4 separate regions of the Mus musculus genome follow, and regions 1, 3 and 4 are each linked to region 2. Evidence: chromatin loops called from intact Hi-C (ENCODE). Cell type or tissue: heart. All regions are shown on one strand. Region 1 has its middle 19 kb from the start of Gm25805. Region 2 has its middle 12 kb from the start of Gm30310. Region 3 holds the start of Mettl22 (methyltransferase like 22). Region 4 overlaps Gm5767 (predicted gene 5767).

Evidence for each region. Hi-C counts contacts between places; a loop is a spot of excess contacts. Peaks named below come from ENCODE experiments on the same cell type or tissue, not always from the same donor. Only the 100,000 strongest peaks of a DNase experiment are listed, where the experiment ranks them.
Region 1: a loop joins it to region 2, with 3.0 times the contacts of the local background. A loop is called at or near these places in 2 of 42 quality-filtered maps.
Region 3: it touches region 2 in a loop (14-fold over the local background); 5 of 42 quality-filtered maps call a loop at or near these places.
Region 4: it touches region 2 in a loop (7-fold over the local background); 27 of 42 quality-filtered maps call a loop at or near these places.

The regions. Positions count from the first base shown.
Region 1 is chr16:8,781,626-8,789,625 of GRCm38, reverse strand. No RefSeq gene overlaps it. Among named protein-coding and RNA genes, the nearest start is that of Gm25805, 19 kb to the right of the region's middle. In heart, a CTCF peak has its summit at 7,787 (motif pointing left); a DNase peak (open chromatin) is centred at 4,685.
Region 2 is chr16:8,865,754-8,873,753 of GRCm38, reverse strand. No RefSeq gene overlaps it. Among named protein-coding and RNA genes, the nearest start is that of Gm30310, 12 kb to the left of the region's middle. In heart, a CTCF peak has its summit at 3,835 (motif pointing right); a DNase peak (open chromatin) is centred at 3,823.
Region 3 is chr16:8,466,887-8,474,886 of GRCm38, reverse strand. It overlaps Mettl22 (methyltransferase like 22), which reads right to left and starts at 4,074. Exons shown (of 11, transcript NM_146247.1): 1 at 4,022-4,074; 2 at 921-1,056. The coding sequence starts at 1,038. Gm30012 (a long non-coding RNA gene) reads left to right here and starts at 3,736. Exons shown (of 5, transcript XR_384641.4): 1 at 3,736-3,944; 2 at 5,292-5,344; 3 at 5,673-5,811. In heart, CTCF peaks have their summits at 3,537 and 4,197; a DNase peak (open chromatin) is centred at 4,106; H3K4me3 peaks cover 1,552 bases; H3K27ac peaks cover 1,255 bases.
Region 4 is chr16:8,681,764-8,689,763 of GRCm38, reverse strand. It overlaps Gm5767 (predicted gene 5767), which reads right to left. Exons shown (of 4, transcript NM_001324517.1): 2 at 6,783-6,884; 3 at 6,361-6,505; 4 at 5,859-6,006. The coding sequence ends at 5,892. Usp7 (ubiquitin specific peptidase 7) reads left to right here. Exons shown (of 31, transcript NM_001003918.2): 31 at 1-1,042. Among named protein-coding and RNA genes, the nearest start is that of Gm5767, 5.0 kb to the right of the region's middle. In heart, a CTCF peak has its summit at 3,480; DNase peaks (open chromatin) are centred at 2,813 and 3,453; H3K27ac peaks cover 1,372 bases.

The DNA of each region.
Region 1 (8,000 bases), 84 kb after region 2:
TATCTAATGCTACATTGTAAAGAGAGAAAAGAAGACTAGAATAAGTATAAATATACCAGACTTATCTTTGGAGTAGAGTCACAGATTTTTTAAAAATTTGTTTACTTTTATGTGTCCTTTGCTATTTTAATTTCATTTTTATGGGTGTTTTGCCAGCATGTATGGTGTTTGACAAATGTGTAGTGCTTTTGGAGGTCAGAAGACAGAGCTAGATCCCCTGAAACTGGAGTTACAGATAGTTGTGAGCCATTATATGGGTGCTGAAAATCAAACCTGGGTCCTTTGGAAGAGCATCCTATGTTCTTGACTGCTGAGCCATCTCTTTACCTTCTGCCACCTACACACACACACACACACACACACACATACACACAGAGTTTGTACAGGGTGGGTGGTTTGTTTTGTTTTTACTTTCAGACAATATATTTTTATTGTATGTTTCCCCTCCCCCGACTCCTCCTGGCTTCTTCCCTCCCTCCCCACCCACATTGGTGTCCTTTCTCTCCTTTCAGAAGTGAAGCAGCGGAATGAACCCTATGTAGTTAATTGGTCCTCTCAAAGTTGCCCTGTCTATGATGGGAAAGGTCCAGCCTGACCCCACAGGGATGCTTTTTAGCAAACAGTGACTGTCCTGGAAAGTCTGCCTGTGGGGTGTCTCTGCAAGGCCACAGATAGCCGAGTAAGGATGCCCACGAGGCAATGCAGTTAGGTTCAGCAAGACTCAGCAGCCTGTGTTGGTTTAAACTTCTAGAGTCTGACCCTGGGCAGTTGATTTATACACTGTACAACTTTGGAAAAAGGTTTCCTGGTGGCAATTATCACAATAATCCTTAGGGTGTGGCTAAATCACAATTCTTTTTGCAAGTACAGAGGCAGAGACAGGTGGAACCGCCTTCTCCACCAGCCCCAGCCACCACCACCCCCTGACCTATTTTTTCCCCATCCTTTCTTAGACAGAGTTTCACTAAGAAGCCCAGGCTTGGTTTGGACTTAAAATGATCCTCCTGTCAGGGACTCCCAAAAGCTGGGATTGTAGGCATGTACCACCATAGCTGCTATAAATAACATTTGTGTGTGTGTGTGTGTGTGTGTGTGTGAGAGAGAGAGAGAGAGAGAGAGAGAGAGAGGGAGAGAGAGGGAGAGAGAGAGAGAGAAATTTTGTTTAGCTAGCTTGGTCTACAGCGTGAGTTCCAGAACAGCCGGGGTTACAGACAACAAACCCTGTCTCAGAAGGGGGTAGGGGTGTCCTATTGACTGAGAAAGGGCACTCAGGGTAGAGGTCTAAGCTGAAGTATCTGGAATAAACAACATTGTCTGAGGATTCGGGTGAGGCCCTGGCCCTACCGGACAGCAAAGATCCCTGGGTTATTAACCACATCCATTCCCAGCTCTGCAGGTGGGAATAGGTATAAATAAGTCCTTTCTGTTCCAGAGGGGAGCCTGCTTGTTTAACATTCCTGGTTTCCCTGGTGCTGGCTGAGAGCAGCTCATGCTTAGCGTCTACCCCAGTATGCACAGGGCAGTCTCTGCTCATTGACACAGTCTTTCCTCTAGGCAGGAAGCTATTCATTAAGTCTGACATGTATAGCCTAGGTCATTATTTTTTGATATAGGGTCCCATGTAGAGTAGCCCATGCTAGCTTTTTCTTTTCTTTCTTTTCCTTTTTTTAAAAAATTTTTTTTATTTAGTCATTTATTTATTTATTTATTTAGTATGAATACACTATAGCTATCTTCAGACACACCAGAATAGAGCATCAGATTCCATTACAGATGGTTGTAAGCCACCATATGGTTGCTGGGAATTGAACTCAGGACCTCTGGACAAGCAGTCAGTGCTCTTAACCACTGAGCCATTCCTCCAGCCCCTTGTCTTTTCTTTTTTAAATGAAGACAGGGTTTCTCTGTGTACCCTCGGTTGTCCTGGAACTTGTTGTGTGGTCCAGGCCAGCCTCAGACTCAGAGATCTGCCTCCCAGGCCCTGAGGTTTAGGGTGTGCATCACCACTGCCTTGCCCCAAGCTGACTTTAAACTTGTGCTGTAACTAAGGATGACCTGGGACTCCTGTTCCTCCTGCTTCTACCTCCAACATTTTTGAAGGCAGGCATGGTGATCAGCCCTGTAATCCCAGCTACTAGGTAAACTGAGGTGGGAAGATGGAAAATTCAGGAATTGCGTAGACACCAGGCAGTGGTGGCACACGCCTTTGATCCCAGCACTTGGGAGGCAGAGGCAGGCGGATTTCTGAGTTCGAGGCCAGCCTGGTCTACAGAGTGAGTTCCAGGACAGCCAGGGCTATACAGAGAAAAAGAACTGCATAGACTAGAGAGTAAATTCAAGGTCAGACTAGGTAACTTAGTGAGATCCTGCTTCAAAGGAAAAAGCTTGCTGTTTTCATGAAGAAAAGAAAAAAGAATTGAGGAGGTGGTGGATAGAGCTCCTTCCTAGTAATTGTGAGGCACTGGTTTCAATCCCCAGTAACACACACACACACACACACACACACACACTCATACACACTCTCACACACACACACACACATACACTCATTCACACATACACACACACACACTCACACACACACTCACACACACACACACATACACACTCACACACACATACTCACACTCACATATTCACACATATATTCATGCTCACATACACACTCACATACACTCATACACACTCACACACATAACTGGATGTAGTGGCACATATCTGTAGTCGTAGTCCCAGATCGGAGACCAACCTGTAATGTATGAAGCCCTATATCAGTAAGAAAAATGGGCTGGGGATATAGTTCAGCACTTGCCTAGCACAGGCAGAACTCTGAGTTCAATCCCCAGCACTTCATGGTAGCAGAGAAAGGAAGACCAGAAGCTCAGTTCCATCCTCTACATAGTGAGCCTAGGCTATCCTGAATTACAGAGTATCGTGCCAAAAAAGAAAAAGAAAGTGGGGCCAGTGATAGCACATATCTTTAGTTCCTGCACTGGGTAGGTGGAGGCAGGAAGATCTGAGTTTGAGGACAGCTTGGTAACAGAGCAAGTTCCAGGACAGTCAGAGCTATAGAGAGAAATCCTGTCTCTAAAAGCCCCACATCCCAAAAAAGAAAGAAAAAAGAAAAGAAGCCAAGCATGGTGGCTGATGACAGTTACTTTTAATTCCAGCACTTGGAAGCTAGAAGCAGGAAGATTTCTGTGCATTTGAGGCCATCCTGGTCTATATAAGTTCTAGGACAGCCAAAGTTATGTTGAAGGACAGTGTTTCAAAAATAAGTAAGTAAATAAATAAATAAGCAGAGAAAGAATTAGAGCATGCTTAGTGCTCTGCCAGCTTTCTCCCATTTATATCAAGGCCAGGGAATGGTGCCACCCACAGTGGATGGGTCATTTCACCTCAACTGAAAAAACCAAAACATGCCCAAGGTACAACCTAATAGAGACAATCCCTTACTGAGATCCTGTCCCAAGCGACTCTTAATTGTGTCAGGATAATGATTAAAACTAATCACATGGGCTGGTGAGATCAGAAGGTAAAGGCCTTGCTGCCAAACTGATCACCCCAAGACCCTCGTGGTGGAAGAGAGAACCTATTCCTGGAAGCTGTCCTCTGACATCCTCACATGCACCAGGGTAGTGCCCTCGCTCGCTCTCTAGTGTTCTCTCTCTCTCTCTCTCTCCCTCTCTCTCTCTCTCGCTCGCTCCCCCTAACCCCCCCCCCCATAAGATTATTTTGTAAGGAGCTGGAGAGATGGCTCAGCAGTTACAAGCACCTGCTGCTCTTGCAGAAGATCTGAGTTTGGTTTCCCGCACCCACATGGTGGCTCACAGCTGTCAGTAACTTAGGTTCTAGACAACTTCTGATTTCCATGAACACCAGTCAGGAATTTGGTGTACATACATATATGCAGGCATAAATAAAACAAAATAAATCTAATTTTTAAAAAGATTTTATTTATTTTATGTATGTGAGTACACTGCAGCTGTCTTCATATACACCAGGAGAAGGCATCAGATCCCATTACAACTGATCGTGAGCCACCATGTGGTTGTTGGGAATTGAACTCAGGACCTCTGGAAGAGCAGTCAATGCTCTTAACCGCTGAGACATCTCTCCAGCCCTTAAAATATTTTAAAATATCATTTTATAAACCAGGTATGATGGTACACACCTTTAATCCCAGCACCCAGAGAGACAGACGCAGCCAGAGTTGTATGAATTCTAGGCCAGCCAGTGCTACACAGAGAAACCCTATCTCCCAAAACCAGAAACCTATGGCTCCTCCCTAGAGCTCTTGGACCATCCCTGGGATGCTATAAACTATCAACTCAGTTCCTCTCACTGAGATACCGGGGGTATATGGAGAGTGTATAAGAATCCTAGGACAGCAGGCTGTGGTGGCACAGGCTGTTCATCCCAGCACTCAGGAGCTTGAAGGACATGGGTAGCAGGTTCCAGGCTAGCCTGGTATACATAGACAAATCTTGTACTTTGGTCTGGATGTAAAATATCTCCCATAAAATACCTTATGAACACTTGGGGAGGTAGTGGAGTCTTTCAGATTCTGGCTGGAGGAAGTGGGTCAAGCAAGCCTTGAGTGTTCCGACATGGTCCTCCTTCTAGCTCCCTTCTGTTCACTTCCTGGTCTGAGATGTCAACACACCGCCCTGGGCTCTATGCCAGGCCTTCCCAGTGAGGTAGACTGTATTTCCTTAAATTGAGCCACATCCTGAATTGTTCCTGTAACATCTAACGTTGGCCAACAAAATGTGTCTGTGAGGTAAAAGTGGTTGTTATTCAAGCCTGATGTTTGATTCTGAAACCCAGCATGGAGGGAGAAAAGTGACTCCTGGGAGTTGTCCTTTGACCTCTGAGTTTGTGCTATGACATGTACATGTCTAAACACACACACACACACACACACACATACACACATACACAAAGTTAATAAAATAAAAACAAAAATTGAGGGGGAGCAAAAGATCCTTTAGAAAGCACTCCCCTCATAATCATGATACATGTTCAGTCTCCAGGACTGCACTAAGCAGGCAAAGTGGCAGATCTTGTAATCCCAGCCCCTTTGAGCAGAAGCAGGAAGATCAAGATCAAGATCATCCTCAGCTCCCCCAAGAGTTTGAGACCAGCCTAGGGTATACAGTTTGCCAGTTTCCACCACTCCTTATTACCTACCAGCAATATTGAGGCTAAAATAAAAAGCATTTTTTTTTTTTTTTTCTTTTCGAGACAGGGTTTCTCTGTGTAGCCCTGGCTGCCCTGGAACTCAGTTTGTAGACCAGGCTGGCCTCGAACTCAGAAATCCGCCTGCCTCTGCCTCCCAAGTGCTGGGATTAAAGACGTGCGCCACCACGCCCGGCTTAAGTTTTGTTTTTAAATTTGATTTTTATGGTATAGTCATTGGTGTTTTGCCTGTACATATTTCTGTGAGGGTGTCAGACCTCTGGAACTAGAGTTATAGGCAGTTAGTTGTGAGCTGCAATGTGGGTACTGAGATTTGAACCCCGGTCCTCTGGAAGAGCAGCCAGTACTTTTAACTGCAAAGGCATTTCTGAAGCCCCATATCAATTCAGTCTGACCTGAACTTTTTAGCAAAGGGCTATGTAGAGATGTAGAGAGAGAGAGAGAAAGAGAGAGAATATGAGAGAGACAGAGACAGAGAAAGACTTTTTGGTATTTCAGGATTATCTTATTGCAGAACTATGCAAAGAAAGATTCAAGTCTCCCTGGCACTGCTTAGTTCCTTAAACTTGAGTTTGTGAACTCTAGACACACAAAGAAACCTGTCAGAAACTGCCATGATGAGGAAGGTGAGGGTTGAATTGGGGACCGATGATGGAGAAAGCCAGAACTTCCAGAATTCACTTGAAACGGAAGGAAGTCCTGTGGGGCACCCGGAAGTAGCTGGTGAATAAACTAGCAACTTCCGGTTGAGGCAGGAGAGGAGGGTTTCCAGCAGCGTCCTTTAGAATACAGCTACATGATTCAGTGTATTTTTTTTCTCCCTAAAAAGAAATAATTGAGCACTTACGTTGCGGGTTTGTTCTATTGCTTTGAATTAATCCAGCCCTCAAAATCAGGATCTACATGTCCGAATGCTGAAGGTCCTTGTCCCCAATTGGCTTTTGGTCGATCAATAAAAAGGCAACAGCCAATGGCTGGGCAGGTAGACTGAGGCGGGACCTTTGGATTTGCATGGGCTAGGGACTGGGAGAGTGGAAGGCGGCAAAGATCGCCATGATGGGGAAGAAAGACCAGACCTAAAGGCCCGCGGACACGTGAGAATCAGGGAAAGTGGCCACTTGGACCACTTCCCCAATTGTGTTTGGGGTAACAGAGATGAAATACAGATTTTAAAAGATGTAACTCAGGAGTACCGGAGGGGAGTGTTTGCAAGCAGCAGGAAGGATTTAGAAACACCCAACCAGCCGGGCGTGGTGGCACACGCCTTTAATCCCAGCACTCCGGAGGCAGAGGCAGGCGGATTTCTGAGTTCACGGCCAGCCTGGTCTACAAAGTGAGTTCCAGGACAGCCAGGGCTATACAGAGAAACCCTGTCTCGAAAAACCAAAAAAAAAAAAAAAAAAAAAAAAAGAAACACCCAACCATTAAGCTAGTCAAGGCACATTTAAATTAACTAGTGCGTGTGTGTGTGTGTTCCATTCAGGAATCCAGATAGCTCTTGGGCGAGTGCACGAATGCCACCCATCAGGAACATGGAACGGTTAACTAATTACTGCTTCATAGCTGGGCGTGGTAGTGCATGCCTTTAATCCCAGCACTGAGGAGGCAGAGGCAGGTGGATTTCTGAGTTTGAGAAACCCTGACTCAAAAAAACCAAACCAACCAAACAAATAAATTACTGCTTCACCTTTAGACTGGTGGTGGGTGCTTGCCTAGTAGGCAAGGAGCTCTGGGTTTGAATTCCAACACTGCCAAAAACCGGAGGAAGAGGAGGAGGGAGAGAAAGCTGGAGGCTGGGCAGGGTGGCACACATACTTTCAGCCGCAACTTTCAGGAAGCAGAGAAAGGTCGATCTCCATGAAGTTGAGGCTATCTAGGAGCCAAGGCTATCTAGGGAGACCTTTTTTTGAGAGGGAGGGAGGGAGAGAGAGAGAGTGGTTGAGGCTTAAGGACCAAGGTGGGTCCTTAGCTCTGCTCTTCATCAGTCTCCTCTACTTTTCTTCTGTTTAATTTTTTCTTAAGAAAACATTTAAAGTGTGTTCGTGGGAAGTGGGAGAATATATAGAAATAGTTGCTAGGATATGCACAAATACTCCCCGAAAGAACCGACTAACTGTATAAGAGTAAGAACAGTAAAAAAAATTCAAGCATCTCAAGTCGAAAAATTGGGAAGAGACCAGGCAAGGCAGGAAGACTACTACATATACATTTGTTTTGCTCTGAGGCAGGGTCTCTCTCTGTCGTCCTGAGACTTGCTATGTAGACCAGGCTGACCTCAAATTCTCATAGATCCTCCTGCCTCTGCCTCCTAAGTGCTGAGATTAAAGGCATTGTGTTACCAGGCCCAGCACCTTCCAAGTTGAAGAATTAGAGTGGTGTGCCACCTTGCCTAGTTTTATGAAGTGCTAGGAAAGAACTCGGGCCATGTCTCAAGAAAATGAAAAGAAATACTTTTACAATAATAAAAAAGTATATTATGGGGCTGGACACTCACTGACTGTTCTTCCAGAAATTGGCATTCTATTTCCAGCAACCACAAGGTGGCTCATAACCATCTGTAATGGGATCCAATGCCCTCTTCTGGTGTGTCAGCGACAGTGTACTCACATACATAAAATAATAAAATCTTTAAATATTTATTATATGTAGTATAATATTTTATCATAATAAAGTATCATAAATAAAAGAATATATTAAGGTAAATGTTTTTTAAAATCAAATTTCAAAGTATAATACAAAAGTGTCAAATATTTTTAAGATTAAGACAAAAAAAAAGTTAGGTCTCATACCCAGGACAA
Region 2 (8,000 bases):
GCCTCTGGGGTTAGATGCCGAGCGTCCGATATCAGCTATTTTATTTATTATTAATTATATATGTTTTTATGTAATGTATAAACACATTTATTGTGTAAGTGACACATAAAATATTATGTAGAAATATATTATTTTATGAGTACAGGCACATGCATGCCACATGTGAGGCCAGAGGTCAATCTATAGGAGTTGGTTCTCTCCTCCCACAGCAGTTTTCAGATATAGATCTCCCGCTATCAGGCTTGCATGACAAATGCTTCTACCCGCTGAGCTTCCCTGCTGCCCTCTGACATTGTCTTCAACTGTAAAGTTAAACAACTGCTGAGTTAGTTGCCCTCAGTTTAGTTCTTTTCAAGTTTTCCTGAGTGAAGGAAATGGTGCTTGTCATTTGGGTCTCCTCATTCTGGAATGGGTCACCTCGCTCTGGGATGGGTCACCCCTCTCTGGGATGGGTCACCCCTCTCTGGGATGGGTCACCTCGCCCTGGGACAAATCTTTGGATTCTGAATGTTCATGAAGGACTACAATGTATCATACATGTGCTCCCTATGTGGAGAAATACCAGAGTTAGTCAGCAGATACATTACCTTGAAGGTGGCTGGTCTCATCTGATCTCAGAAGATAAGCAGCAACGTCAGGATGGGTTAGGGTTTGGATGGCAGACTCGGGGTAATTAAAAATAACACCGGCCATTGTTGCAGGAGAAGGTGTATCTCTCAGGTTAAGTTGGACTGTGTGAATCAGGTGTGATGGTGGTAGTGGTGGTGCATGCTTAGAAAGCCAGGACTCGGGATATGGAAGCTGGAGGGTTAGAAGCTCAGTCACCCTCAGCTCTATGCCTGGGCTGCAAGAGATCCTACCTGGGAGCGAGAGAGACAGAGAGAGCTCAGGAGCAGTGGGGCCATGGCTCTGGGGACAGAGCCATGCCAGGTAAGTATGAGGGTCAGAATCTGAACTCAAGGAAACAGGACAGACAGGACGGCCCACCTACAAGACCAGCACTCAGAAGGGCACTGGGGTCTCCAGGGCCAGCTGACTAGCCAGAGCAGCCCTATTGGCAAGCAAAGCCTGCCTCAACAAATAATTTGAAGAACAACTGAGGAAGACGGCTAAGGTCAACCCCAGGCCTCTCTCTCCACATGCACACACAAGTATCTGCCTCCCCCCACAAAGCCATACACAAATCGCTACAAAAGGAGCCCAAAAATCCAGCAGGAAAAGAAAGAAAAGAAACATTGTGACACTTGCTTTACATCCTGTACAGCTGTGGGTTGTGCTATGCCTGCTCAAAGACAAAGCATCGGGAAACATCACATTTAGAATTTTACTCTTAGACTCGAGAGTCTGCTACTTTTCTCAAGTAGAAATAGTTAAATTCTTCCCATCCCTGTGACAAGAAAGTCTGCAGAGTAAAGGAAAGGTGCCTCCCCACTCCACCCCACCACCACGCCCCCGCCCCGCCCCACCCTGTGTATCTCTTGGGGAGTGACATGAGGCCAGCTCAGAGCATTTGAGTCTCCCTCCCTGACTCACCATGGCCATGGCTGTAGCACTGCTGCCCTCTGCAGACACCCAGACACAGGAACCCAGAGGTAATTGGAGTAGTTCAGCCTACCATTATAGAAGCCAGTGAGCGTGAGTGATCTTTAACTGTCATCCAAAGAGCCAGCAATCTGAGAAGACAGTAGGTTAACATCCTAAAAGATCAGTCTTCCATCTTATCTCCAGCTGGCAGGTGACAGGGGCAGAAAGGAGACAAAGGCAATCACTGCAGAGCTCTGCCCTACCTCTGTGATTAGGGGTCAGACACATTGCTGAGCCTATCCTCATGACCTGTGTTGCTTCCGTTGTTGCCCCGAGAGTCTTCCCTCTTTCTGTGGGTTTTTAGGCTCAGGCATTTCTGGAAACACTGAGTCTAGTTGCTTCTGGCTGGTACCATCTTTATACTCCCCCAGGGGTATCTGGGCTGGGAGTGGTTAACTCAGAACAACCCAGCTATGGACAGAGGAAGGTCTCTAAGCTGTTGATAACTTGTGTGCGCAGATGCGGATCCCTTTTCGTAATATGGAATACAAGAGTGTCTCTATAACAGAGACTGTGAAAGTGCCCCTATCACAACCACAGCCACATCTGCACCAGGCCATGGGGATAAGTCTCTCTTCTACACTCTGCCCGGTATAACAAGGACAAGAGTGCACCAGGTGGATAGAGGAGGAGACACAAGTGGTGATCAGGCCTGATCCTGGAGATCAGAGAAGCACTTGGGATGGAAGGCTACCTGCTCTGGACGCTCTTAAGTACTGTCTCCCACAGTCCCTGCCCAGGCAGACCCTAGCATTCCCTGCATTCATCAGTACCAGCCGGTTCCTCTCATGCAGAGTACTGTGTGGGGTGTGGAGGATGGAATAAGAAAAGAAGAGGGATTCCCCCCCCCCAAAAAAAAGAAGAATGGCTGCACCTTATGGTGGCTGCCGTACTAATGCACTGTGGGCGTAAAAAGTGTCTACAGGGAGTGTCACACTTAGTCCGCTCCTATTTGTTACACTTTATTGTGATAAAACACCTGACAAGATAACACAAAGAAGGAAGGGGAGAGAGGGCTTATTTTGGTTTACAGTTTTGTCATCGAGAGGAAGTCATGGCAGCAGGAGGTGGTGCATCTGGTCACATGTCCACAGTCAGGACACAGAGAGATGATGCGGGTGCTCAGCTCACATTCTCCTTTTTAGTTGATCTGGGACTAGAACTGATGGAATGGCACCACTCATATTTAGGGTGGTTCTTCCCACCTCAATTTACCTAATCTAGGTAACCCCTCACATGCATATCCAGAAATCTGCTTATATGGTGATTCTGAGATACATCAAGTTGACAGTCAAGGTGTAGTGGCTGTTCCTGGTTGTCAACTATATTTGGAATGAACTACAATCCAGAATTGGAAGGCTCACCAGTGACCCTCATCTGGAGGCTGGGAGATAGAAGTTTCTGATCTGGATCTTGGTATGGAGATCTTGAGGCGTAGTGGCTATGGATTCCAGAAGACAGGGAGATCTCCGAGTTCAAGGTCATCTGGGATTAAAGGTGTGGTAGCACACACCTTTAATCTGGCCTACACCTTCTACTGGAGACCATATACTGACATTGGAAGAAGGGAGTCTTGCTCCTGCTCTTTCGCCTGCTTGCTGTGTGGGACCGAGCAACTGCTAGATCCTTCCATTCACAGCTGCTGCTGAACCATTGTTGCGAATTGGACTGCAAGTTGTAAGTCACCAATAAAGTCCTTTACTATATTGAGACTATCCATAAGTTCTGGGACTCTAGAGAACCCTGACTAATACACAAGGTAAACCATCAAGGTGAATTAGCTTAGGATTCTCTAAGTTAACCCTAGATTTAAGTAACTTCGCTCACTAATTTTTTTAGGCAGTCTCAAGGAGACCGGGCTAGCCTCAAATTCTATACATAGCCAAGGATTGCCTGGATTTCCTGATCTTCCTGCCTCCACTTCTCAAGGGCAGCTATAAAAGGCTCCAAACTTCAATTCAGTCCTACGTCGGTTGTACCCCTCTGCAGACCCAAGCCCCCTACAAGACTTTGTTCCACCAACCTCTGCCTTCACTAACCCATAAACTCTACAGAGGTCGAAGCAACACCCTGCCCTAAAATCTTCAGACACTGTACCACAAAGGGTCTTTCTAGTGCTAACCTACTCAGAGGCTTCTAGGAAACAGGTGATCCTCCAAGAGGTCATGCCTGTAACAGCAGGGATCCCCTGAGGCTGGAGACCAGTGATCTGGTGAAGTACAAGGATCAGAGGCTCTGAGGCCCAGTGGCCTCTAGATGGCAGTGTCCAGCCAGAAACAGGAGCAATCTGATAAACAGGGAACCCAGAAAAGGGGGTGGGCGGACACAAAAGAACCTGGGGCTGTTCAGAGACCCAAAGGCACTATCAGGGAACCAGTCAGCACCTACTAATGAGCCCCATGAAGAGAGGAAGAGGGTTTGAATCATCAGTAAGATACTATGGAGCATTTATTGAAACCCTGCTCACTGTCACTACTTGGAACACTTCCATGCCTCATGGGATGTTCTTCCATAGCATAAATGAACTGATGTGTTTAATTAGACCTTTGTTGAACGTATTTGGGCTCTTTCTTTCCACTTCTACATCAGGTGATACACACCTGATACCACTGCATAAAGACCAGCTTCCATCATTATTTCTTTGGAATGTCAGGGCAGAAATTAGATGACAGGATCAAAGGCTAAGGTCCACTTGTTTTCGTTTGGGTTTGTTGAGACAGGGTACCACTAGGGAAGCAAGAGCCACCCTCAGGCTGGCATGAACCACACCACCAGGCATATTTGTTGACTGCTCGATTGAAAACAGTCTCACGATACAGGGAGCTTCTCTGGCCTCGAATTCACAGCAACCTGTCACACCTCTCATTTCCAGGGGCTCTGCTTTTAAATTTCTAGTTCCCAACAAGATAGAGCAGAAACAGAAGTTGTCTGCTTATATTTCTAGTTCTAAACCCCATTCACACCCTGGCTTCACTGTGCAACACCACTTTTTCACTGATGGACAAGAATCAGTGTCTGTGGACCAGGAAAGTAGATTTCTCATTCTTTCATTGTGTGTGCATGTGTGCACACGTGTGCACAGGAGTTGGGGGGAGGGTGGTGCTGCCGTACCCATTGGGCTTTCACATGAGTTCTGAGGCCCATGGTTTGCTCACTAGACCATTTCTGTAGCCCCAAACTGGTCCTTGTCATAACTCCATTTCCCTGAGCTCATATTATGAATGGAACTTTACATTCATGCCATGTTTTAGAAAAATATTGTCTATTTCCTCTGTGTTTATAAATATGTACATACTGGGGCTGGAGAGGTGGCTCAGCAGTTAAGAGTACCAGATGTTCTTTCAGAGGACCCAAGTTCAATTCCCAGCACCCACATGGCAGCTCACAACCGTCTGTAGCTCCAGTTCCAGGGATCTGATGCTCTTTCCTCTCCTCGCCAAACATCAGGCACACACAGTACACAGACATAAGCACACTTACACACAGAAAGCAACACACACCAACCTTGAACTCCTCTACTTCCTAGGTAGGGATCACATGTATTTGACACTGCGGCAGGTTCTATGCAATGTTCCATACTGCTACCAAATGAGCAATATTCCCAGCCCTGTGAGTACTATTCTGAGTCCTGAGGTTGTTAAATTTATGTAAGCCTAAATATAACTTAAAATAGAAACCATAATTACAACTTACAGTCAAGAAAGCTGAGGCAGGAAGTTAACTAGGTTGGTTCAAGGTCACACAACTCATTAAATGCTGGAGTCAGGATTCAAATCCTGCAGTTTATCTCCAGAGACGGAATCTGAACATTGAGTCATGCACGTTTCATACTTCTGATCTGCATAATGTTGTTTTAACATTCTACATGAGGCTTCTATCTTGATGTGTATGAGTGTGCCCATTCATGAGTGGAGGGTAGGGATCAGAGAGCAGCTCTGATGTCAGCCCTCACCTTCTAACTTGTTTGAAATAGGGACTTTTTTTTTCTCTCTTGCATATATCCAGACTGCCTCAAGCTTCCAGGTCCTCTCAGTATTGACATGGAAACTTCTAGTTCTTTGGGAAGTTATGTCAAATGTTTTGCTGGGGCATCCTGCTAAAGCAAACACATGAAAGACTGTTTTCCTGAAGCAGCCACAGGTAAAAGGATGTTTGGATATAGCAACACATGAAAGGACCTGTGATGAGGGAGTATAAACGCCACAGACAGTGGGAGATGAGCACTGGGCTTTTGTTTGGTTTGCTCTGCCTCGCTATTCTTTGCTAAAGATTCACATGTATTGGCCTGCCTTACGCCTTACATGGTGTGCAGCCATTGAGAGAAACTGCTCATAAGGTTCCTGTGGTGGCTTGCTGCCTATGTGACCTGACTTTAAGCTGGCTGGCGAGCCTGGTGGATTCTTCAGAATTGAAGTATAGCTGTGGGTTCGTGCCTGGTGTCTGCTTGCTGAAGGGACTGGACTGTAGCTGCTGGTTCATGCCTGGTGTCATCCTGCCTAGAGGACTGGTCTGCAGCTGCTGAGTCATAGTTGGTGTTTGCTATGGGACTGAACTGCTGCCAAAGAAGACTGAACTCGCCCCAAAGAACTCTTGCTGAACAGGTCCACTTCCCCCATAGCCTAATAACTTTTCTCTTCACTGCCTCTGCTGGGTGGTGATCTAGAGGAGAGGTTGAACCTAAAAGTAGGTTGCAAAAAATTTATGCCTACACAGTATTCCTCCTATAGTGGTTTGAATGAGACTGTCTTGAGCTGGCAAGATGGCTCAGCAGGTAAGAGCACTGACTGCTCTTCTGAAGGTCCTGAGTTCAAATCCCAGAAACCACATGGTGGCTCACAACCATCCATAATGAGATCTGATGCCCTCTTCTAATGTGTCTGAAGACAGCAACAGTGTACTTATTTATAATAATAAATAAATCTTTAGGCCAGAAAAAGCAGAGACTGAGCGACCAGGGCCAGACCGAGCAAAGGTCCTAAATTCAATTCCCAACAACCACATGAAGGCTCACAATCATCTGGTCAGCTACAGTGTACTCATATACATAAAATGTCCTAGTTCAGAGGTTTAGTCCATTATCATCATGATGGGAAGCATGGCAGCACACAGACAGATGATGTGGTGCTGGAGGAACCTAGAGTTCTACATTTTGATCCCCAAACCGCAGAGGAAAATGCTACACTGAGCATAGATTGAGCATGGGACCTAAAGGCCTACTCCCATAGTGACACACTTCCTCCAACAAAGTCACACCCACTCCAACAAAGCCATACCTAACAGTACTACTCCCAATGGGTCTATGGAGCCCAATCACACTCAAACTACAATAGCCCCCATAGGTGATTTCATACGTTTTTCAACAGTTAGTGGAACTGTTTTGGAAGGTTTAAAAAGTACGGCCTTACTGGAGGAAGTGTGTCATTGAGGTGTGGCTTTGAGGTTTCAAAAGCACATACAAAGCACATAACAGGCCCAGAGTGTGCCTATGTCTCTCTCCACACCCCACCCCCACCATACCTCCATACCTTCATCCCTTCCTCTCCCTCTCCTTTTACCTGTCTGCCAGCAGATCAGGATGTTAGCTCTCATCCCCCAGCCTGCCTACCACCATACTTTCTGACATGATGATCATAGACTAACCCTCTGACAGTGTAAGCAATGTCCCCCAATTAAATGTTTTATTTTATGTCTCCTTGGTCATGGTGTTTCCTCACAGCAAAAAAAAAAAAACGGTAACTAAGACCTCTCCCTTTTGCCCTGTACGAACACAAGGATTACAGAAGCACATCCCTGTAATATCCCTGGAGTCTGGGGATTTGAACTCAAGTTCTCACATCTGGCTAGCAATAGTTTATCCACTAAGCCATGTCCCTATCTCTAGATCATAGCTGATGTAGGGGGATACATACACACACACACATACATATACACACAGAGACACTAAGCTTAATTCAGAAAATCAATTCCTACCATCTGCTTTGAGCATTCACTTAAGAGTGCATGCAAGCAGTATGGCTGGATATTTATTTCTGTTCTTTGTGTACCAGCAGTCTGCCTGAAGATCAACATGAGATGTGAAGGTATCAAGTCTGGTGGGAGGATGTTGATTAAAAACTTAATGGGAGGGCTGGAGAGATGGCTCAGTGGTTAAGAGCACTGACTGTTCTTCCAAAGGTCCTGAGTTCAAGTCCCAGCAACCACACGATGGCTCACAACCACCTGCAATGTGATCTGATGCCCTCTTCTGGTGTGTCTGAAGACAACTACAGTGTAATCATGTACATAAAGTAAATAAATATTTAAAGGGGAGGGGTGGCTGGAGAGATGGCATAGTGGTTAAAAGCAATGACTGCTCTTCCAAAGGTTCTGAGTTCAATTCCCAAGCACACACATGGTGGCTCACAAACATCTATAAT
Region 3 (8,000 bases), 400 kb after region 2:
TCTGAAAGACACAGGTGAAGGGAAATCTTCACAGTGGGCAGAACTTCGGGCAGTACACATGGTATTACAGTTTGTTTGCAAGAAGAAATGGCCAGATGTACGATTATTCACTGACTCATGGGCTGTAGCCAATGGATTGGCTGGATGGTCAGGCACTTGGAAAGATCACAATTGGAAAATTGGTGAGAAAGACATCTGGGGAAGAAGTATGTGGATAGATCTCTCCAAATGGGCAAAGGATGTGAAGATATTTGTGTCCCATGTAAATGCTCACCAAAAGGTGACTTCAGCCGAGGAGGAGTTCAATAATCAAGTGGATAAGATGACCCGCCTGGGGCCTACAGTCACACAGAGCTCCAACATCATTCCTGCATGACAATGTGGGCTCGCTCACTTCTGCATGTCGGTGGTAGGTCAGGATGTGGTACAGCAGGAAAGCACAGCAGTGCACAGTGAAGGAAGACTTAAGTGACACGAAGAATGAAGTACACCCGAGTCACTAAAGAACACGTAACGTTTGTGGCTTCTAGTTCTAACTGTATCATGGATTTTTGTTTGGTTGGTTTTGGTTTTTTGGGTGGATGGTAAGTGGTTAAAGAGAGAGAGAGAGAGAGAGAACAGTTAATAGCGAAATCATAAAATCCAATGTGAGGCTCCCCAGTGTCAGAATGGCTATTCTGTATAGAAGTATACAAAATGGCTAACTGTACAGAAGTTGGCTGAGACATATAGAAGTTGGCTGGGTCTCATTAAATCTTATAGGTGAATTTTGTTTTCTTTGTCAGTTTTTGCAATGAAGTTTTGATTTAAAAAAGAAGAGGTTTCCCCCAAAAGAAGTATGTAAAAAAAAAAAAAAGAAGAAGAAGATGATAAAGGGCCCCAGCAGGCAGCCAGTTGCTCCACTCAGACCCGGATCTTACCTGGCTGCCCCATGCCATTCAGCCGCACCATGAGGTGCCTCTGGTTGGGGGTGTACAGGTGGACATCTGACAGCACAGTGTCACTTTTGAAGGTGACCTCGTCCATGGCTGGGCCCATGCTATTCCTGGGATGCACCTGAGACAGAAGAACAAGTCCAGGTGGCCAAGGGAAGCCTGGAACATCTTCCTGGATGACACCCTTTATACTGCCCTGCCCCCCCCCCCCCCCCCATGTCTCTTCTGTGGCTGAGGATCCGTCCAAGGCCTTGCACCGGCTTGGCAAGCTCTCCATCACTAAGCTATATCTCAGCCATGTTTTTATTTTGAGACAGACTGGCCTTGACTTATTCTGTATTTCAGACAAGCTTGAGTTTGTGATCTTAGTGGGATAACAGGTCTGTACTACTTGCACTTTTCAAGCAGCCAAGAAAGCTGGGGAAACCGCACGGTAAACATGGTATATCCACCGCTTGGATTGATGGAAAACTAGCACTTTGTTATGTGTAGTTACACAATCTATCTAAGAATATATAACATCTACCTAATAATAGGGAACATCTATCTATGAATAATATAACATCTACCTAATAAAAGACTATCTACTCAATAGTAGAGACCATCTACTTACTACTGAGACCATCTATCTAATAGTAGAGATTGTCTGTTTAATAATAGACACGCAGCTGGGCGGTGGTGGTGTAGATGCTTTTAATTCCAGCACTCAGGCTGAGGCAGAGCTCTGTGGCTCTGAAGTCAGCATGGCCTACAGAGTGAGTTCCAGGACAGCCATGGCTACACAGAGAAACCCTGTCTCGAAATCAAAACAAACAAACAAACAACGCTCCCCAAAATAGAGTCCCTATATATAATAGATCATTTGCCTAATAACAGACTATATTCCTAATAGAGACCACCTACCTAATAATGGAGACTATCAAATAATATATACCCATCTATCTAAGAGACCATCTATCTAATAAGAGACCATATATTTAATAATGTATTATCTAGCAATCATCTATTAATACATATTATCTATCTTATCCAGTAAAGCATATTACCTACTATCTACTATCTATCTATCTATCTATCTATCCATCTATGATTTCTCCTTTGAATTCTCTTAAAAGTGAACTGAAGACAACATGACATTTTACTACTGAATTCTTTCATTACCTGTCTCTGAGGAATACTTTCCTATATAACTATATACTACAATTAGAAACCATATCCAAGCCACAGTGGTTGCAAACAGGAAGGCTTTCCTTCCAACTAACTGTTCTACCTCACCACAGAGCACCAGCGGAAGTCTGACGGGCCTCGAAGCTGGGCAACTAGGTATAAACTCTGGTCCCCCACCTCCCAGCTACAGACCTCGGGGGGAATCACTTTCCTCTCTGGACCTGCTCTATCAGCCATATTGCCACCTTGCAGGAGTGTGGGAGTGGGGTGAGGTGTGGGAAAAGCTCTGAGCAGAGTCTTTGAATTACAACAGGTGTGAAATAGCGGCGACTTCTTTGCCACGAGGTTGGTTTCATGTGTTTGGCCCAAACCTGCCCTTCTCCAGTGCCTACAGGGACAATTCCTACGTGGTTGGTGTGCTTACGGTGAGTCAAACTCTTAGGAGCCTCCATTTGTTTTCAAACTGGAAGATGGAAACGGTTTAATTTTATTATCATAATTCAGATGTCTTCATGCTCTAACTGCCCACAGCTGGAGCTTTGTATATGGATGAGTGCCAGGGAACGGCAATGGCGCCAACCCAGAAAGTTCTTCTCCGAGTTTGCTTTGTTTCCCTCCACAGCATGATAAGCCAGCGAAAACGTAAGCGGGTAAGCAGGTGTGAACTGGGGCTGGGAATGAAACCAATGTGGGATTTCATGTGAATGAAATCAAAGAAGTACTCAGCCTTCAGCAAAACCACTGGCAACAAAAATCAGACATGATTCAGGCAGAGGAAACACAGCCTAGCCCTAACCACCTACTGGTTCGAGGTAGACTGGCTCCCCTAGTTCTGAATGGAAGACAAGATTTGGCTTTTGGTTTTGGTCCAAAAAATCCTCTCTGCCATCTTTGGGAACACTGACCATGAATAAGAGGATAGAATGTGTTGTTATGGTACACAAATTTACACCTCAGAGGATGCATGTTCATTGTTCATTCTGTAAGTGGGAATTATATGAGGACCAAATCGTCTAACATATAGGTGGAAAACAAATTCTCTACTAACCTCTGGTCGACTTCGTCTACTTAAAAGTATGAATGAAGCAGGTTTCCCAGGAAATGTGGCCTGAGAGAGAAGTCCCAGGTCATGAGCCTCCTTTAAGGGTTTCGCCTGGGAATCAGCATTCTGGAAATAGGGAGGCACTGAGGCCTGTGTGAGGATTAAACGTGACAACCGTCCCTTTCAGGGATCATCAGTAACTTGTAAGTAGCTACAGGATCATGTTTATAGAAAAGTGTCCCGGGGAGATGGCTAGAGACCTTGAGACAGTTTCTCTACTTAGAAAATGCATGGTATAGAGAGGTGTCCAGTTTCTCCTAGGTACTGCTGGAAAAGCAGTCCCAGGTTTCATGTTGCAAATTCATTCCGGTAGGGGAGCTGGCAGGTCGTCTAGGCAATTCCGAGACGGCAGAGTTGGATTCCCAAGAATTCTTCAAGGGTTACAGCCACTGTTATTCCCCAAACCAGTCTACCGGGGTGGACAGAACTCCCCTCCTCCCAGGCAGGTGGATGCACACCCACTGGACAATCAAAACTTAGGAGCTGGGAGAGGGAACGCCAGGAAGCTGGAGGGCGCAGGGCTCAGAGGTGCAGGAAAGGGCTGGCCACGCGCGCAGGGCGGCGTCAGCGGCTCCAGGGACCTCCTCCATTAGCGGCCAGTCACTCTGAAGAAGCCAGTCGCTAACCCGGCCTCTCCTTCCCTTCCTAATCCGAGACAGAGTGGGACTGCCTCACCCAGCACGGAAACCGAGACGTCCCATACAGAAAGGGAAACTGAGGCTGAGGGTTCAGACTTCAAGGTCGTGTAAGCTTGGCTCTCAAAGCCAAGATGCTCCCTGGGTTCTTCCCGGTCCCGCCCCCTCTCCCGGGCTCTTACCCGCCATGACACTGGTCTGAAGTCCCACGCGGAACCCTAGCCATGGGGCTCAGGAAGCCGCCATGACGGACAGCTTGCGCAGGCGCGGTCCAAGCGCCGGCTCGGGTCGCGCATGCGCACGCGGCGGCAGCCGCTAGCTAACACCTGATGCTCTCGCTCAGCCCTGTGGCGGCCACTGGAGGCTCAGCTGTCACCTGGTCGGATTGCTCATATGGCCGTCCAGAGTGGGGACGCCTCTGCACTTCGGTGTTTGGAATCCCTCCTGTAAAAAATTTAAATATGGCTAAGAATCTCAGCGGTGTAGAGAGCCCAGCACAAGAAAAAAAAGTTAAATAATTTGCTTTAAGTGTTAGAGTCATTAAAGATCAGAGTCCTAATAAGCTGTATTTAACCATTGTTCCTAAGTATGCCCAGGAAACAATTAATAGGCAAAAGCAGAAGACAAAAACATACAATGACCCACCCAAGTACATGTTTCGGGCACCGATAGGATATTTATGTTTAAGTAGAGTGCTATAGTTATGCATAGCTAAGCAGTCCTGGTCTGGGTATGGTACTGCCCATCATTGCTCCATCCTTTTTTTTTTTTTTTTTTTTTTTTTTTTTTTTTTTGGCTTCAATCTATCCTGCAAGGAGTTTTGAAAAGTTGTAATTCTCTTCCTGGAAGACAGTGACTCATCTGTTTGGTCCCTGGTATTAACCTTTATCTCCTCCCAGCTTGGGACTGTTGGGGAAAATCAAAATTTGGGGGTTGACTGTTTCAATAATCTGATAGCCAAAGGGAGGGGCACAAGTGTGTTACGTTTAGAATATCCTTATTCCGGCAAGGCAGGCAGGCTGGAGGATCACTCAGCCACTAAGTGGTGAGGATTCAAATTGGAGGGTGAGGGATCCGGAGTGTGTTAGCCAGCATGCCCCTTGTTTCTTCCCAGTGTTATGTATACCCTGCGTTTAGCATCCTTACAAGCAATTGGCAGGACTAACGGATCTAGTCATCAAGTCTCCAGTAACGATGATCCCGGATCTTTCTAAGTTGGAGTCTAGCATAAAATGAAATAGGACACAAATATTACACCTTAGGTAAACCTTATCCTGTTCAGAATGCTGAGAATGGTAAGTGCTTAAGGTTGGAGGCTGTATTTAGTCACTTATTTTTGTGGCTGTGATAAATACTCAGGAAAAACCACTTAAGGAAATAATGACTTCTTTTGTCTCATGCTTTCAGAAACCACCTAAGGAAATAATGACTTCTTTTGTCTCATGCTTTCAGAGGTCCAGCATTGCTAGCTCCATTGCTTTGGAACTGTGGGAGCTAGAGCACAGGTAATGGGAGGCCAAGCGCTAGACCCAAAGGCTCAATGACATATTGTCTCCAGCTAGGCTCCACCTCCAGAGGGTTCCACCCACTGGATTATAAATCTAACAGTGGATGAATCTACCCATGAAGGCGTCTGATCCCTATGATCCCACACAGGGGCTAACACAGGCTCACACTGAAATCCCCACCTCTGATCAACACTTGCATAGGGGCCAGGCTTTGAATACATGCTCACTTCTGGGTACACTTTGATCTAAACTGTAGCCGAGGCAAATGTGAATCTCATGTCCTCTATTTGCTTTCCGCTTGCCCCCTGGATTATCTGAACGTTAGGGCTCAAAGAAGAAGTGTGGCCAATTGCAGAAGATGGGGCAGAGAGAGCCCATGGACACTCCAGGCTCCGGGTGAATTCTCATCTCTTTTCCCTAGAAGCAGAGCAGAATGAAGTGACCATCAAGGCCACATCTTCCTTGTAAGTAAAGCATCAAGTTTCTGGGCTATCCCAAACTGCCTCGACCAACTTTCAGAAGCCACTGCTTTCTGTTGCTATTTTCCTGATGGCTACACAATGCTGAGCAGACACCTCCCCACACCAAGACACATGGATGTAGAGAGTCAGGCAGGCATAGCAACACATGCAGATGAGCACACGTGTATATTCTGCCAGGATAGAAGCACACTAGTGTGATCATGGGAAATTTTTATTCTAAGCAAATATCTATCAAAGAAAAGAAGGCTATCAGAATGTCTCCTAGGTGTGGGACATGAGGGAAGAGGTTACATCAGACAAGTCTCTGCTCTCATGATACTTCTGTTCTGCTGGGGAAGGGCCAGAGAACAAGCAGATATATTTTAAAAGTACAGAGTGCTGGATAGAGAGTTGGGGAATGGAGAATGGTCAGGTGGCCTGGGAAGGCCAGGTTGTATGTCAGGAGGAGCAGGGGCTGAAGGAAGCAAGGAAGGAGAGAGCTGGGCAAAGTATTTAGCAGAGATGATTCCGATTCTCCCTGGGTAGGCCGGGCTTTGATGGTTTTCTCTGGACTGCCCATATGTGTTAAGTAGCTGAGCAGAGAAAATGTAGTGGTCTGGGCAGCTTGTCAGTGTGATCCTGAGGCATTTAATGCCTTTTCAGCTTCCTATCGTTTTCAGAGACATGTTTAACCCCCTGCTCCCAGCCCTGTTAACCGTTCCAGCTTCACTTCCTTACACGTCCTTCATAACCATGGGCAGCATCCATTTCCTTCTTCTTCCATAACTGTGTAAGACCTCCCCAGACTTTAAAAACCACGCTTCCCTGCTTCCCTTGCAACGAACATGGCCTATAGCTAATGGGAATAACGGGAAGTGAGAGAATGTGGCATGGGATAGTTCTTGGGAATTTTCCCTTAAGAGGAGATGAGGATGGCTGAGATTAAAGCTTAATGAAGAGCACTTGCCTAGCATCCATGAGGCTCTGGTTTCCTCCTCACTACTGAGAGCTGGGAAGGGGGTGGAGGCTAGAAGGGAGGAACTGACTTATTTTTTTGCTTCCCTCCCTCCCTCTGTCCTTGTGGTTCTCCTACCACAGTCTCTCAAGTAGCTAGGATTAGAAGCTCAGATCAGCTGAGCGCTCTCTCTCTCTCTCTCTCTCTCTCTCTCTCTCTCTCTCTCTCTCTCTCTCTCTCGGTTGGTTGTTGAGATAGGGTCACGTAATCCTCACTGTCCTCACTGTGTATACTTGCTTCTGCCTCCCAGTTGCTGGGATTAAAAGTGTGCCAACAGGCCCTGGAAGGTTTTGTTTTGTTTTATTTTTATTTTTTTTAAAGCCAAGCCCTCACATAGCTTAGGTTGACTTTGAACTTGCTATGTAGCCAAGGATGACCTTGAATTCCTGATCCTCCTGTCCCTACCTCCCAAGTAGAGTATGGTTGTGTGCCACCATGTTTGGTTTTTTTTTTTTTCCATTTTTTATTAGGTATTTAACTCATTTACATTTCCAATGCTATACCAAAAGTCCCCCATATCCACCCACCCCCACTCCCCTGCCCACCCACTCCCCCTTTTTGGCCCTGGTGTTCCCCTGTACTGGGGCATATAAAGTTTGCAAGTCCAATGGGCCTCTCTTTCCAGTGATGGCCGACTAGGCCATCTTTTGATATATATGCAGCTAGAGTCAAGAGCTCCGGGGTACTGGTTAGTTCATAATGTTGTTCCACCTATAGGGTTGCAGATCCCTTTAGCTCCTTGGCTACTTTCTCTAGCTCCTCCATTGGGAGCCCTATGATCCATCCATTAGCTGACTGTGAGCATCCACTTCTGTGTTTGCTAGGCCCCGGCATAGTCTCACAAGAGACAGCTACATCTGGGTCCTTTCAATAAAATCTTGCTAGTGTATGCAATGGTGTCAGAGTTTGGATGCTGATTATGGGGTGGATCCCTGGATATGGCAGTCTCTACATGGTCCATCCTTTCATCTCAGCTCCAAACTTTGGCTCTGTAACTCCTTCCATGGGTGTTTTGTTCCCAAATCTAAGGAGGGGCATAGTGTCCACACTTCAGTCTTCATTCTTCTTGAGTTTCATGTGTTTAACAAATTATATCTTATATCTTGGGTATCCTAGGTTTGGGGCTAATATCCACTTATCAGTGAATACATATTGTGTGAGTTTCTTTGTGAATGTG
Region 4 (8,000 bases), 180 kb after region 2:
CGTGTCTAGTTTGGAGTGCAGATAGAAGGAGCAAGCCACACTTCTTTCCCACCCCCAGTACTTCTGTTTGTTTCTGTAGCAGCAGTGTACACCAATTCTCCTGTATATTGCCTTTTTGCTGGAAAATGTTGTATGTTGAATAAAATTTTCTATAAAAATTATAATCCGATGACTGCTGTGGAAGCCGAGGGTGACTGCTCCCCTGGGAGCTTTGCGTTGAGCCAGGCTTTCAGCCGCCACATGCTTTCTCACCTGGCCTTTTCCTTTGGGTGGCAGTTTTTATTTTCTTTTTGAGACATGGTTTTGCCCTACAGGCCTGAAGCTTGCTGTGTAGACCAGGCTGATCTTGAACGCACAGAGGTCCACCTGCCTCCGCTTCCCAAGTGTTGGGTTTAAAGGTGTGAGCTCGGCTCCTGGCTTCCCATTTGGAGCTTGAGGGGTAAGGGTTTGTAAGGTGTGGTGGCAGTTAGGAGGCTGGGGGAGGAGCGGCAAGTCAGCCTGTGCTACGCAGACAGACCCTGACAAGAAGTTGGAATGTAGCTGGCGCCACAGAACTTGTCTAGTATGTGCAAGGCCCTGGGCTTCATCCCCAGTATCTAAAGAAAATGCAAGCATCCTCAGGTGGAATTCCTTGGAGTCTGTATTCAGACTGAGGAAGTGTAGGGCCTCTGCATGAGGCGTCTGGGGGAGGCCACTGGTGTGCTGTGGGTTACCTCGGGCCTCCTGGTTCTGAGCCAGTCTGTAACCCGACTTCCTTTCTCTGTTGCACTATGAATTGTGTGCCTTCTGATAACTTATTGTATCCAGATGAGTGGGGAAAGCAGCACATCGTGGGGGGCCAGGTGGGCCTCGATCCTGCTGGGCCCTTTGGCCTGTAAATGAGAAGTTACAGGTAGTAACAGGCAAGACAATGAGGACTGCTCACCCAATGTTGGCCTTTGAACCCCAAGGTGTTCCTGTTTCAGGGTTTGTTGGGGTTGCTCAGACTTAGATACCCACAATTTTTATTCTCCCTTAAATATTAAATGACTATTTTTCAAATAACTTCTTGTAGTGTTTCTTGTGTGCCGCATTCATTTCTCCATTCCTTACCAGCTCCCAAAATACAGAGTTCATTTACCTGATTTAGGTGGAGGTAGAAGCAGATTTCTACTTCTAAATTTAAGTATTACTAAAATGTGAGAAACGGTTGTCTTCCAGCCTGCTCACTGAATCCCCTGAGGATGCCGTCGGGTCCCTTTGCTCTGTGACGTGGGTGTTGATGTAGGGGGAGTGTGACTTCAGTGAGGGCTTGCAGCCTTGGTGGCTATGTGATTCTGCTCAGGGCATGAAGCTGGAATGGTTGTGCATACCAAAGTGGAAACAGGGTGATGAGTTCAAAGCCATTCCTGGCTACGCATCAGGGTCTGGGATGCCTGAGACCCAAGCTTGAAAACCATGGGTCATTGGCCTCTGTGGTTTTCTTCAACACTAAAACTCCCTGTGGCTCCTCTGAGGCCATTCCCCCTTTAGCAGAGCCTTGATTGAGCCAACTGTCCCTGTGACCAAGCACATCTGGCAAGGAGGAATACCATATTGCTTTCCAGCTGTTTGTTAGGGTAAATGTGCAGTTACATTGATGAAGCCTGGCAGGGTGGTGATCCCAGCCACCGATGAGACTAGTCTGGGCTACATAGTACAAACCCTCTCTCAGAGTAAAACCCAAGTCTGGTTGTGCCACATGGGGAATAGGTACAGCCCTTCCTGGAATGGATGTCTGTGGAAGCTGATGAGGGACAGAGGTCAGGTGCTTTTGTAGGAATTGGGGCTGTCTTCATGTGTGGGGCCCTCAGCATGTTGTCCCTGTCCCAACCCTGTGCTATCAGACAGTAGCTGCCCCCATGGCAGAGTGCCTTGTGTCCACTCTCTACTTCAACTTCTGGCTGCCTGTGGCCAAGCACCAGGAATGGGGCTCAGTTCCTAAGGGAAGGGACAGTCACTTTAATCTGTTGCACATAGTCAGAGCCAAAGTCCAATGTCCTCATTGGCACTCAGTTTGATCCTAGGGACTGCTGAGATGCAGTTCTTACAACCTGCTGGCTTGAAGGAGCTCCAGGGGACTTCATTTCCCAGGTAGGCAAAAAGCTCCATCAGGACCAAATCTCCTTGTGTCCTTCAGTTTTACTGTTGGTGGACATGGGTGGTTGTGAATGAGACCTGCAAGCTGGGACCCTCTGCTTTGAGATCATTCTGAGGGCAAAACTTGGGTATGATAGTCTCTGTCCCTCCCTGCCAGGGGTCACTGGCCCATGTTAGGTTATGTGCCTGGTCTGGCTGAATGGCAGGGCTAGATGGCAGGTCCCAGCTTGTACCTTCAACATGTTTGGAAACCAGACTCCAAAAGGCCTCACGGTCTCTGAGGTGAGCTCACATGTCCTTTCCTGCCAACCAGGATACTGGGCTCTTGGATGTTCTAGCTCAGTTTTCCAGGCTTGGGCTTGCAGTAGGAGGAGGTGAGGGGGTTGGGAAGGCACCTTTAGGTTCGTCGAGGCTGAGGGGTAGTGTTAGCCTTCCAGCTAAGTGGCGTGCACAGTGCTAAGGGCGCATTAAAGCTGTCCGACTTCTCTCCCTGGCCCTAGCTCACTGTCCCCAGACCAGCTGCAGGGCAGATTTCCAAGGTGGACCTGCTGGGCAGGGCTGGCAGCAGTAGGCTGGGAGTGGGCACAGAGGCCTGCCATGGTGGCTGCTGATAGCACAGCCATGGCACGCCACACCCACCTGTCCACTCCAGTGATAAGGCTGTCACAGAGGGTGGGGTGACCGTAATCAGCACCGTCCTTTTAAGCTCACACGGATGCCGAGTAAAGCAGGACCTTCAGGCAGCTGCAGCACTGTGGGTTTCTTCCACTTTCTATGATATGGGCAAGCCTGGGGTCTGTGGGGAGGGGGGGCTCACGGCCTAGGCACTGTGGAGTTGAAAACTGAGACACTCTTGTCCAGGAATACAAGTCAAAGCCCAACATGTTGCATGGGGGACAGAGAGGGACCTGAACAGGGAAGGGAGCTTTCAGGTGAGCTTGGAAGGGTCATCCAAGGCTTGCTTTCTGTCTGAGGCCCACGCTGACTTGGCATGATAGTGTGATCTTGTATCAGGTCTATTTCTATGCTACTAAGGTTCGAAGTTCTGAAGTCCAGTTTCCCAGTATTCCCTCCATTGCAGGTGGTAGACAGGCTTGGGGGTGAGGGAACCCCTCAGGTCTGGAGAGCTGCCTGCTTTGGGCAGTGTGCCTCGCCCGACTTTCAGGCTTCTAGCAATCTCAGCCTGGAATGCTTGCTAGCCCACCCACAATGCAACTACCCACTCATCTACAGCTTTTATATCAAACTAATACAGGGAGGCAGACTTGAGTTTCTGGCTGCCCATGCATTCAGTCACCAGACCGCCTAGGCCTGGATTTCTACCTCTGTCAACTGGTGCAATGCTACCTCCCTGTGGTGAGTATGGGTATTACAGGGAACCCAGCACAGATCAGTGGCCCATGTACCTCATGTGCCTGTCATTTCCCATGTCCCCCTTTCTCTTATTCAGATAATTTACTCGTTTCTTCACCCTTTCTACTCATATAGTGATAGCTACACCAATATAGTTGGTTTTTTCAAAATTAAATGGAGCTCCAGTGTGGTAGTTCACACTTGTCAAAACAGCGGTCAAGAGGCTGAGTCAGGAGAGGATGGTGAGTGCCAGGCCTGCCTGAGATACATAGTAAGCTCAAGGCCAGCCTGGGCAATTTAGTGAAGTCCCTGCTACAAAATGAAAAGGAGGGTTTGGGATGTAGAGTGCTTGCCTGTCATACGAAGCCCCTGCTTCAATTCTCAGCATTGCAAAGACAAAAATCCAATCGTTCTGAAACTGGATTTCCCTGTCCCTCCTTCCTGATCTTGCCCCTAATGCTCATCCTACCCAGAAGTCTCACCCACGGGCCAGTTTGAGGTCTTTTAACAACCACTTCCTTCCTGTTGGCTTCTTTGCACCGTGACCTTGGGAAGGAGTCCACCCCAGGAGAGGACTCAGCAGGACCCCTTCCTCCCTCCCCAACTTCTCTTGTAGCCTCTCCCTAAACTTCTGTTAGATCTTAGGGGTGTCAGGCTCATGAGTCTTCCTGGAAAAAGCACTGAAGGGATGGGCTATTCTGGGGTGCATAGAGAGGGTGCTGCCTGGGTGGGGTCCGGAGGGAGGTAGCAAGCACTGCACATGGCTCCAGGTCAGCTCATTGAAAGAGTATGATCTGTGAGTTCCAGGGCAGCAACTGTTGCTGTGATAAACTACTCTGGTAAGAAGAATGGAAGGGAGAAAGGGTCATTTTAGCTCCCAGGCATCAGCTTGAAAGTCACCTGATACCCACAATCAGGAAGCAGAGATGGATAACTGCGTGCTGCAGCCCAGCTCTCTTTTTTTTTTCACTTAACCAGTCCGGGATCCCAGCCAGGGAATGGTGCTGTGCACAGCGGGCAGGTCCTCCTGCCTCCATAAATATGATCACACCTCCTCCACCACGCCAGGCAAGGCACCTTGCCTAGACAGGTCTGGATCTGGACAACAGCAGCAACAGATTTTTCTTTCTTTTTTTTTTTTAAAGGGCCAGGCATTTACTATGTAACTAAGGCTGGCAATCCCCACCTCAGGCTCCCAAAGAAGTATTGAATTCTTGTCCATATTAACTGCATCATTAACTGTCTGTTAGCCACAGGTGAGGCTGGTGAGGGCGCAGCAGAGTGTGGGGCAGGTGGAGGGGAAGAGACTGGGCGAATAGAAAGGCAGGCTGCACTGGAGACCCTCCCCATACACCCACTCCTGCAGGAGAGGGCTCTCGAGACCCGGTGAGGTCCCCCCATTTGTCTGTGTGTCTGCACATACGTGGGTGCACCTGTGTAGGTGTGCATGTACATAAGTGCACAGTCATGTGGAGGCCCAAGGTTGATGTACAGGATCATCTTACTCATGTAGGCAAGGTCCCTCAAACCCAGAGCTTGCTCACATGGCTAGTCTCACTAGCCAAAGCTTGCTCTGGGAGCCTCTTTCTGGGACTTGGAAGGCTGGGATTACATGTGTGCTGCCCGCCCAGCCAGCACTTGTGTGTGTTCTGGGGATCTAGGCTCTGGTCCTCACTTTTGTGAGGCAACTCCTCTTAATTACAGGGCCATCTTTCCATGCCAACGCAAGGGCTTTGTCGGCTGCCCGGGGCATCCAGGGGAAAAGGCCGAGGGGCTGCTGGAGAGGACAGAAGCCTAGGGAGGTGGCCAAAGGAAGCTCAAGCAAGCCTGGGGACAAAGCAGGCTGAGGAAAGCTGCTAGTGGGTGGCCAGAGGACATCTGCAGCCCTCGGGGCTAAGGATCCCAGACTGCAGAGACCCACGGTGAGGAAAGGACCACGCTCTCTTGGCACTGCGGTTAGGGCACTGGTCCCTGAGGGAGCGGGTGTGAACCTGGATGTGGGTTGGGGGATTATACAGATGAGGTGTGGCTAACAGGTTTTCCCAAAGGAGCAGAAGCTGGAGCTGATAGGAAGAGGCTAGGAAAGAGGTGGCTTGGCTGGTGGAGCTGTGGCATCTATAATCAGTTAGAGGAGTCTTGTGCTCCAGCCCTCCTGAGGAAGATACCAACTAGCACATGTTGTGACCCAAGCTTACGTAGGTACCATCTATGGTACATGGACAGAACAGAGGAGAGTGGAGGGTGTTTACCATACTCTTGATGAATGGGTATATGGGGGGCGGGCACACATACACATGCATGCATACGTGCATACATATACACACATACATGAACACACATACATGGACATATAAACGCATATATGCACATGCACTCATACACACATATACACCCTGATGTTGCTTTATTGCTGTTTATAGTCATAATCCCAGGCGATGGAAGTAGTAGATCTGGTGATGGCACATGGGGCAGGAGTGGGTCACATCCATGGTGCTCCGTATGCAGAAGGGGATGAGACAGCAGCCCAGGAAGCACCTGCAGCCTCAGAAGCAGTGTGTGTTCACCTGAGTAGGTCCCTGTGCTGACCTGCACCCTCGTCACACTTCTGCGTGGGTCTCAGTTCTTTGGGGGCAGTTCTCCAGAGCTGGGCTGAGAGCTATACTGAGCCCTCTGTTTCTTGGCAGTAGCAGTGATGGCGACCTGTGTGGAGCCATTTGCCCTGCAGGTGGGCATTGTCCACCCCACCCCCATCCATTGTTTCAGCCACCCAGCTAGAGGGCAGACTACCCTGAGAGAAGAAACCAAACCCAGTCTGGGACCTCCCTTTGTCCCCAGTTCTCTCTGCACTCGGCTAACCCACCCTATCTCTAGCAGGTTCCCACTACTTACCCAAACACAAAGAGGCCACTGCACAGCAGCCAGGTGAGGAGGCCTGGGGTATAGGTGGTCACTGTCATGATACGGTTCCCACAGTAGGGACATACGGCCTGCACTGGGATCGAAGTTGGCATATAAGGTATGCCAGTGAACGGGCCTGGGGAATGGAAACAGGGAAGATGGGTCAGATCAGAGTAAGTTCCAGGGGAGCCAGGTTTACACGGAGAAACCCTGTCTCAAGAAACAAATACTAAAATCCTCCAATAAGTTTGCAGTAGAGAAAGGAAGATATCTCAGAAACTCTAGGTATGGCACCATCTCAGGTGAGCAGTGTGAGGCCCAGGCTCACCAGAGAAGGTGCTGTCTGCTTGGTGACTGGCCTTCTGGGTGCCTGAACATGAGACACAGGGAGGGGAGGCGGGTTCCTTACTTACCTGGTGGGACTTGGTTGTACACAGGGTAAACTCCAGGTGATCCTGGTCCTCTTGAGCTAGGAGGGTAGGAAGAAGGTGGCGTCTCCCTGGACTGCCTAACATCTGAGAGAGAAACAAGAGGCAAGGCCCCAGGTCTCAGATCTGCCGGCACTGAGCCACCGTGTGGCTGACACTGCCATTGTGAGCTAAGTTGCCCACAGTTATATATATTTAGGAGGTGGAGGGACCAGGAATTGAACTCAGGCACTTCTGCCTCCACTTATGCCCTCCTTCTGCACAGGGGAAGTGCAAGAGGTCTGAGATGGGCTATTTGGCCACACAGTGCCAAACAGGAAACATGGTTCACCCATTCCTCAATGAAGCGGGAGCCGAATAGTACAGGTAGGGAGGCTCAGAAAGGTTGAATACCTTGCATGAGGTCGCTCAGTAAGTATGTATTAGAGACCAGGTAGGTTTCTGACCAAAGGCAAGGGACCTAACCTCAGCGTGGCTCTGAAGTCAGGATATTTATGTTTCCTCTGATGCTTTCTGTAGCAGGGAGGAAGTTGAGAGAAGGTACGCATCTCCAGGCTCACTACCATTGTGCCTTGGCCTGCACCCCATGTCCAGTTTATGCAGTGCTGACAAGCCCAGAGCTCAGTGCATGCTAAGTTCTCCATCAACTGACTGAGTTGCATCTCCAGGTTCATTTTTTTAAGTTCAAATCTTATTTAGGCCGGGCAGTGGTGGCACACACCTTTAATCCCAGCACTTGGGAGGCAGAGGCAGGCGAATTTCTTGAGTTCAAGACCAGCCTGGTCTACAGAATGAGTTCCAGGACAGCCAGGGCTACACAGAGAAACCCTGTCTCAAAAAACCAAAAACCAAAACAAAACAAATCTCATTTAGGCTGGCCTGGAACTTGCTACCCTCTTGCCTCAGTGCCTGGAGTGCTGAGATTTCTGGTATAAGCCACCACCCAAAATGAAACACCATGTTGTTTGTTTGTTTGGGTTTTTGGGGGGTTGTTTTGTTTTGTTTTTGAGACAGGGTTTCTCTGTGTAGCCCTGGCTGTCCTGAAACTTGATCTGTAAACCAGGCTGGTCTTCAGCTCACAGAGATCCACCTGCTTCTGTCTTCCAAATTGCTGGAATTAAAGGCATGGCTTTTTTTTTTTTAAAGCCACCATGATCTGGGCTGGACAGGAAGATTCACAGAGTTTTTCTGTATAACCTTTAG